Regions from separate parts of the Homo sapiens genome. Here regions 1 and 3 are each linked to region 2. A link is a contact called in ENCODE Hi-C or POLR2A ChIA-PET data. All regions are on one chromosome and are shown on one strand. The core of a region is the stretch at or near the end of the contact, and the rest is flanking DNA. Distances in the headings are between cores, read along the strand shown. Region 1 has its middle 22 kb from the start of ACYP2. Region 2 holds the start of EML6 (EMAP like 6). Region 3 holds the start of CCDC88A (coiled-coil domain containing 88A).

Region 1 (2,902 bases), core at 319-2,818, 630 kb after region 2:
TGCCTGTAGTCCTGGCTACTTGGGAGGCTGAGGTGGGAGGATTGGTTGAGCACAGGAGGAAGAGGCTGCAGTGAGCCGAGATGGTGCCACTGCCTTCCAGCCTGGGCGATAGAGCAAGACAATGTCTCAAACACACACACACACACACACAACTGGGCCGGGCATGGTGGCTCACACCTGTAATCCCAGCACTTTGGGAGGCCGAGGTGGGTAGATCACCTGAGGTCAGGAGTTCGAGACCAGCCTGGCAAACATGTGAAACCCCGTCTCTACTAAAAATACAAAAAAATTAGCTAGGCATGGTGGCACATGCCTCTAATCCAAGCTATTTGGTAGGCTGAGGCAGGAGAATTGCTTGAACCTGGGAGGCGAAGTTTGCAGTGAGCCGAGATGGCACCACTGCACTCCAGCCTGGGCAACAGAGTAAGACTCTGTCTCAAAAAAAAAAAAAAAATTTTTTTTCTCCCCACCATGTCTTCTTCTCTGCCTACCAAAATCTTCCTTTCTTTTGCAAGCCAACCATGAGTGATCCTGCCTTCATGAGGCCTTTTTCATCCACAGCCAGAATTAACCACTTTTTTGTAGTTTTTGTACATTGCCAGTATCTCTAACATGTACTTCATTCTCCTAAGTAGGACAGCTCTTCATAGCTTTACTAAGCATTTTACTTTTCATTATTTTATTTACACTTCACAATGATACTGAGTGGGTTTGTTTGTTTGTTTGTTTGTTTGTTTGTTTTTTGAGACAGAGTCTCGTTCTGTCACCCAGGCTGGAGTGCACTGGCATGATCTCAGCTCACTGCAAGCTCTGCCTCCCAGGTTCATGTCATTCTCCTGCCTCAGCCTCCGGAGTAGCTGGGACTACAGGCGCCCACGACCACGCCCGGCTAATTTTTTGTATTTTTAGTAGAGACGGGTTTTCACCGTGTTAGCCAGGATGGTCTTGATCTCCTGACCTCGTGATCCACCCGCCTCGGCCTCCCGAAGTGCTGGAATTACAGGCGTGAGCCACCACGCCCGGCCAAGTGGTTTTTATTTAATATCATTGTTATTCCCACTTGACAGATGAGAAAACTAAGTCTCTAAAAGAGGAAGTGACCTGTACCCAGACACAGAAACAGCACCTGAATTCTAGGCCACATCCTCTGAATCAAACATTATTACTTCTCTCTGCCTCACTCACTACCTCTTTATCATTAGTTGTTTCCAAAAGTCTTGTTTTAATGTTAAAATTAGATTTGAGTCAAAGTACTATTTGCATACGATATTAATTTCGGTAGTTGAGAAAATCTTAGAAGGAAAAGCAAATCTCCCACCTAATCAATCTGCAGTCACATTTTGCAGAGACAATATTCTTTTCAATATTTCTACTTTTAGTTCTTCCGGCAGTTGTCTGTGTAACTCTAGAGAATATGCTTACACCTTTACATATTGATTTTTATCACCCTTAGATATTATCTGCTGACTTCCTCCTGTGAAGGGGGAGGACTTAGCTCATTTGCATTGCCCTAATGTCTTAGGTTAGGTTCCCTGGGAAACTGACTCTCAGGCAGAGACTTACATGTAGGAGGCACACAACTCTGGAGCAGTGAAGGCAGCAGAATTGAGCTGCAGGAGGAGTTTACCTGCTGTGCAGTCGACAATAGAAGCCTCAGCCCAACCAGTGGGAGCTCAGAGCTCACTTCAGAGTTGTCTACTCTGAACGATTGTACCCCACCATCAATGGGTCGTTGGATGCAGCCTGGGGCACATAAACTTAGAAAGCCAACTCTCTTTGGCTGAGGACAATTCTAAAAGAACTCAAGGTAGGTTGTCAAGCAGCCAGTACTTCTGGCAGCCAGAGAATGAACATCATGGTCCTAAAGTGGGGATCTGAGCAGAGCACCATGGCATGCATCACTGTACACCCTCTATGTCACTGGAACCCACCTGCTTCTATAGTAAGTTCACCCCATTTGAAATTAGCTACCCTGGATTTCTGGTTGGTTCCATTAGGAGAACCTTACTAGAATGTCAGGGGGCCAAGTTACAGTCTTTCCCTCTGTAGCTGCTCTCAAAGCCACTTCTGAGACACTCCATTTCCCTCTTCCACTACCAATTCTAGATTCCCCTCACCCTCACCTAGCACCTATGCTGCTCTAGATGGCTTAACTGGTGGATGATTCCATTCCTCATCCCTGATAAATCTTAGCCCTTTGTCACCCAACCCTGTTCCAAGGCTGATTATAGGATAACATAGGTTGGCTACATTGTTCACTTACCATCACAACTGGGCAGGAGAGAAAGAAGAGCTGCTCCTACGGATCAGCGGAGTGTCAAATATATTCTTCTCTGTCCCACCATGAAGCAGAAATCCCAACTTCTCCTGATTATCAGGATCCATTTTTCCTGCTGAAATGTGGTTCCTGTCCCTATTCTTCCCTCTTTCATAACCCACTTGTAAATGAAAGTGCCTATAAGACAGCTCTATTCCATTGTTCCCCAGCACTGCAAATTCAACATCTTCAAAACTGAACTGACATTTTTTTCCCTTCCTTAAACTGCTCTTTCTTCTTCAACCATCCAGTACCTCTGCTGGAAACCTGGTTCATCTTTGGGTCCTCCAACTCCCTCACCCTCTATAGCTGCCTTATAGCTCTGTAAAGTCTCCCTCCTAAATGGCTTTTAAATCAGCCTCACTCTCTTTCCCCACAGTTGCTGCCCTTGTCTGGGCACCCCTCCTTTCTCACACGGACTATTACAAACACTTTCTTTCTCCAGTCTTGCTCGTACTCCTCCCACCAGCATCTCTGAGGTATAAAAATGAGAAACAAAGAGACCTGGAACTAGAAATGTCTCTATCTAGAGCGACATTTAAAATCAAGAGAGTTGGCTGGGGTTAGTGGCTGACGCTTGTAATC
Region 2 (2,700 bases), core at 174-2,673:
CGGGGCGCCGTCCGATCCGCCATGATAAGCCGACCCCGCGCGCCCCCCGCCCCCCCGCGCGCCGGGGCCGTCCTCGCCGAGGCTGGGGCTGCGGCGGACCTGCAGGGGCTCAGCGCGCGGCGCAGGGCGCTGATTTCCGCGGCGACACACAGGCACAGCCCAGCGGGCCGGCCGCCACCATCATCCGCTGCAGCCGCCGCAGACAAGCCGCCGCCGCCGGTGTGCGGCCGCCAGACCCCGCCGGGCGCCGGGCTCCCTCTACCCGGGCAAGGCGGCTCTGGGGGCGCCGGCACCGGCGCGCGCGCCTCACTGCACCTGCGGGCTCCGGCCCCCGGGAGAGGCTCTCGGGGGGGCCACCCCGCCTTTTACATCAGGAATCTGCATATCCCAACAGCGATCACCCAGTTCGCTCACTGAAGTTTGCGGTGCGCCGGGGCTTCGCGGCAGGCGGCGGGATTTATTCTGCGATAGCCTTGATTTGACAGGCAACCCGGGTGAGCTCTGCCATCGCCGTCTTTGGATCCGAAATTGACAGTCTATATCCAGGAAGCGAGAGCGAGGAAGAAAGAAACAGATTTTTCGCATAAGTCACCCAATCCAAGAAAATTATCCCCAAACTAAACCAAGTTGGGTATTTTTAAAAATTGTCCCCTACTCCCGCTTTCTCTCTCCAGTTCCATCTCCTTAATGATATGAAATATGCGTAAATGCTGCTGCCTGGCAGTTGCTGATGCGATTTGAAGGAACGCTTGCTGTTTCCCTAATAAGCGAGGGCGAATATGCAATGGTCATTTTTTAGATGCTCCAATTAGTTTTCATGTGTGTGTTTAATAATCATATCCTCCGTGAACCTTCTCTTCACCGAGAAAGCCATAAAGAACTTAGCAGCTCTCATTGATCAGCAACTCCAATCCGCATCATGAAAGATTGTCTTACTCGGAAGAAACGAGGCACTAGTGCAGTCGGAGGGAGTGCGCTACCTACAAACGCTCCTGGTCGAGGAGAAATCAAATAACAAGTGGCAAAAATCGTGTACTTCTCCCCAGAAACCTCTGCGCTAAACACCGGGTCCCACGGAATCCCGGGTCCTGCCCTGAGCCCAGCGTGGAGAGGGGTCGCCCGAGGGACCCGGGGGACAGCAACCCCCCACAGACGCACACGTCCCGGGGGTCGGCGCGCTGCGCGAGGGATGCCCGCCCTCAGGACTGTTCGGCCCGCGCGCACTGCCGCCCTGGCGGCGCCCTGCACTCCTCCCACTCTCGAACCAGCCTCGCCCGCGGAGCATCCGCGCGCTCTCTGCCTCTAACCTCTGCTGCCAGCGGACGCCACCGGCGCGTCCCGGATCCCGCGCGGGCGAGCGAGCGAAATCCTCTGCCTGCCCTCCCCTCCCCGCCTCCCGCACCCGGGGATGGACTTCGTCACTGGGGCGCCGCGGGAGACAGGTTCTTCCTCCAGCCGGGGCTCCGGGGGCGGGGCCACAACGCCGCGCTAGTGAACCTCAGCTGCCGGTTACTAGGCGAGATCTCGCCGCTTGGAAACAGCGACGCCCCGGAGGACTGGGGCCGCCCCCTCCCTCTGCCTGTCCCTGTGGCCTCTTCCCCCGACGCATCCTGGGAAGTGTAGTCCTCTCTGCGCCGGTTAGGGCGGACAGCGCGCGGAAGGGACCACAAGTCCCAGGATTCCGCGCGCCCAGAGGGAGTCGCAGCGAGACCTGTACCGGCGTCAGCGGAGCCTGCGGCTCTCGGGGTGAGGAGATCCCGGCTCACCAAGGACGATTGCCTGCCCACGCGGGCGTTCCCTTGTGACTGAGGCGGGAGCTGGCGTGCGTGGGTCTCTGTAGAGAAAAGCGGTGGAGTTGGAATGGAGACGGTCTCCCAGCCCACCACTGGAATTTCTCCTTCATCGGTCTCTGAGTGTTGCTGTAACCGACATCCTCACCATGCTGTAACTGACTCAAGCTTAAGTTTGTTTCCTACTTAAGTTTTCCTTTTCATTCACATGGATTTTAATTTGTTAAAGTGCAGTTCTGCCAAGTTTAAGAAAAATGCTGGGAATGTGAGCTCACTTCTGCCCTAAGAACCAGCGTCTTCCCATGACCTGCGTCCTAAATTAGAGGACTTGGGTATTTACAGATAACCGGAGGTTGGAAGCAGGAAGGTGCTCACGCCATGAACAGCTAACCTTGGCCTTCAAACGCAGAAGCTGGTGGCATTTCTCCTAAAACTGCCCGAGATGAACTATGAATCCACTGTGTTCTCAAGTAGCCTATTTCCAATTTAGGGCCATAGCTAGTCTTTGGAAAGAGATTTCAAAATCCCAGTGACTAAGAGGCTGCAAAAGGATGATGGATTGGACGTTTGGAACGTCCTTTCCCTCCCATGCTTTCAGTGTAATCGCTTACTCAGTTCATCTCCCTCAAGTTTTAAGACAACCCTCCGACCTGGTAGGAAAGCTCGAAAGAACTGGAAGTGCCAGAGTTTGGATGATTTGTTGCTGCCCGCAGTAATGAGGATTTGAATTGGTCTCATCTTTGTTTTTAAGGAAACAGAATCAACAAATAAGTGAGATGGCACTGTGCTAGGCAACAAGAACACTGCCAAAAACAAAAACACGGCCTGAGAAAGGTTTGAGATAGAAGCAAAAATATAGTTGATCAATGATGTCGTGCCATAAAACAGTGCCAAATGAATTATATAAAGA
Region 3 (2,711 bases), core at 67-2,566, 700 kb before region 2:
GCTGCCATTTCATTTAACCCTATTATTAGCCCTGCTTTACACGTGACGGAATCGAAGCACAAAGAGACTCAATAACGTGCGTAGGCTCACACAGCTGGTGCATATTGGAACCAGGCAGGAAGACTTCAGAGTCCAGGTTCTCAACTACCCAATTAAGAAATTCTGCTCTTTCTTAACTGTGTTATGACAAAAACATTTTTACTGCTAATTTAAAATATATACTCCGTGTAAATATTTATGTAATGTAAACATAGCACACATTATAAAACTATAATATTATCTTTTATCAAAAAAAGATTGCGTTCTATATGCCCATTTTACCCCGGGAAAAAGGTCTTTATTTTCCTTTGAAATGAGGAGTAGCATTTGATTTTGCCAGGGAACTTAAAATTATTTCAAGGTCCCAGTCGTACGTGGCATGGAGATTTATGACAAATATGTAATCTGTTTATTTGTCACCCAACTTGGATGACTTCTAAATGTTTCTTCTTTGTAGCTCTTGATTTTGCTTGGGTTTCCCCCGACCCATGCCCAAATAGTAAAAAACAAAACAAAACCAAAAAACAATGTCTGAGTCATGTTTGCTCCAGTCAGGGAATACCAACGTGCTGACAGACAGCTCTGGTTTTTAAAAAATCTTACTGTATGTCACTTGCAACTTTGAAGAACATTCATGCGTTAGTGGACTGCATTTGGAAGAAAACAAAAAGGAGAAAAAAACCCCCACCAAGTTGTGGCTCAAGTCCCTCTGCCATTTGCTGCAGTGAGTTTTCCTATTCCATTTTGCTGGGGAGAAGGCATGCTTTACAGAACACATCAAACTGTCCGAAAAAGGCTGTCTGCATCCCTCATGTTTATAAGAGAAGGATTTCTTTCCCCTTCCTTCACGTATCAAAGAAGTCACTCGGGGAGGAAATAAACCATAATTAGGCATGAGCGAGCGAGCAGACAGACCCCTTGCTCTGCCTTCCCTGTCCCCGCCCACCAGGCAACCGTCCTGGGCGCAACCGAGGAGCGGGTTGTCTCCGCAGCAGCTGCAGCGAGCGCGCGCCCACGCCCGAGCCCGCGCCCGCCGCCAGGATCTGGGCGGCGGCGAGGCTAGCCCGGGGGCGCGCTCGCTCGGGAGCGCGCTCATGCAGCGGTTTTCTTCTCCCACAATCCAGAGGCAGCTGCACGGGAGGGGCGGGGAGTCGGCGGAAGGATATCGGCGCGGAGGGAGCAGCGCGCTCCCTTTGACGGCGGCCCCCGGCATTGGCGGGCGGCGCTGGCGGGCGGCGAGGGGTGGGGTGTGATGCGGCACTGCGGTTCTGAGGCCGTTACTCCGGCTTCTCCATAGAGGGCGGAGAAGGCTGGAGCGCGGCGGTGATTTTGTGCCAGGGATTCCCAGAGACGCGCTGAAAGGCTGGCAGGGCTTAGGAAGCTGGGGGGTTAGGGACACACATTCAAGCCCCCACCCCCGGGAGGGGAAGGGGGCTGGAGGCGAGGCTTGAGGGCGGCGGAGGAATGGTGTCTGCTCGGGGGGAAGGGGCGAGCCCTGCCTGTTGGTACTGAGGGGCTGCGGGCAGTGGAGGCTCCGCGGGTCGAAAGCGGCTCCATGCCCATCGGTGGGTGGAACGTGTAGAGGTCGGAACGCCGAGGTCGAGTCTGGTGGCGCCTCGGTATCCTTAACGTGGTCTCTGTTTAACGTATTTCATTTAGCCCCCGTTGGGATTGATTCATTGGGAGCAGTTTCGCTGGTCTGGATCCTCCAGGAGCTGGACAACCTTGACGGGCTTTTTGTCTTGGGTTCCAGCCCCCTTTCCCTTCCTCCTCCTCCAGATGCCTTTTCTCTGCCCCTCCTCGCCCGGTACAGACATTTCCAGCGCAGGCTGCTGCTCGTGGTGTCCGTCGTCGAAGCCACTTCTTGGGATTTCGGCTCGTTTCACTCTGGGGTGTTTTTTGAGGAGGGAGAGTGCCCCCCTCCTCCACGATGGGATTTTTCTCCCTTGCCGAAATGGACTTTCATTGATTTCTACTTACTTCCACGTTTAGTGACCAATTCCCTAGGCGTATTTTTGTGGTAGTTCCTTTTTTCAAATACATACTCTGTAAAATGGAGAACGAAATTTTTACTCCCCTTCTGGAGCAGTTCATGACCAGCCCTTTGGTCACTTGGGTAAGTGGGGTGTCCTTTATTGTATATTTTGCTGAGTTATTTGTGGCTGCAGAGATGGAGGTGGGCGTTCATGTCGTGGTGATCCTTCTGTTTGTTCTAGGTTAAAACGTTTGGACCTCTGGCCGCAGGAAATGGGACCAACCTTGATGAATATGTGGCTTTGGTGGATGGGGTATTCTTGAACCAGGTCATGCTCCAAATGTAAGTTCTTCCTTCTTTCCTAGGTAACGTTTTCTTTGAGAAATAGCATATGGTGAACTTTGAGACACGATGTTTTAAGCCCCTAATTTGGTTCATTGGCCAGAAATATTCAGGTGGTTTAAGAATTGGATCTTGAAAGGAATGCTAATGTTATGGGCTCAGCCCATTATCACAACCTAGATATTTTACCTGTTAAAATTGTGAAACTTTAGTTTTTCATTCTGTCAACCATGTATTGTCACTTGTCTTCAGTACTGAAATCCAAGCCACATTGTGTATTCTTTGATAATTTGGTAAAATAAGAGAGAAAATGAGAATCTGGTTTCCTAAGAGAGGAAAAAAGACTTTACTGTGA

The links. A loop is a pair of places that touch in the nucleus more often than their neighbours do. ChIA-PET counts read pairs that join two places held with the same protein, here RNA polymerase II (POLR2A). Pooled maps may share reads with other maps.
Region 1: a loop to region 2 is called in a pooled map, with 2.8 times the contacts of the local background. The contact joins the enhancer-like site here to the promoter of EML6 in region 2. A Hi-C loop is called at or near these places in 2 of 168 maps with a recorded cell type or tissue (B cell and prostate gland), 1 of 37 single-sample maps with no recorded cell type and 6 of 50 pooled maps. POLR2A ChIA-PET finds 5 or more read pairs at or near these places in 2 of 52 experiments (OCI-LY7 and activated B cell).
Region 3: a loop to region 2 is called in a map of CD8-positive, alpha-beta T cell, with 7 times the contacts of the local background. The contact joins the promoter of CCDC88A here to the promoter of EML6 in region 2. A Hi-C loop is called at or near these places in 6 of 168 maps with a recorded cell type or tissue (CD4-positive, alpha-beta T cell, CD4-positive, alpha-beta memory T cell, CD8-positive, alpha-beta T cell and 2 more), 2 of 37 single-sample maps with no recorded cell type and 21 of 50 pooled maps.

What each region holds. Positions count from the first base shown.
Region 1 is chr2:54,091,782-54,094,683 of GRCh38, reverse strand. It overlaps a transcript of ACYP2 not described here. Among named protein-coding and RNA genes, the nearest start is that of ACYP2, 22 kb to the left of the region's middle. Within about 2 kb of position 1,568, at least 4 of the 41 ENCODE cell types and tissues checked have a DNase peak (open chromatin) inside an H3K27ac peak, as active enhancers do; they include B cell and OCI-LY7, where a contact is called at or near this core.
Region 2 is chr2:54,722,385-54,725,084 of GRCh38, reverse strand. It overlaps EML6 (EMAP like 6), which reads right to left and starts at 1,423. Exons shown (of 42, transcript NM_001039753.4): 1 at 1,308-1,423; 2 at 1-536. The coding sequence starts at 23. RefSeq lists silencers at 220-369, 1,041-1,530 and an enhancer at 1,671-1,890.
Region 3 is chr2:55,418,461-55,421,171 of GRCh38, reverse strand. It overlaps CCDC88A (coiled-coil domain containing 88A), which reads left to right and starts at 1,316. Exons shown (of 33, transcript NM_001365480.1): 1 at 1,316-2,155; 2 at 2,256-2,356. The coding sequence starts at 2,093. RefSeq lists silencers at 916-1,205, 1,266-1,315, 1,346-1,415.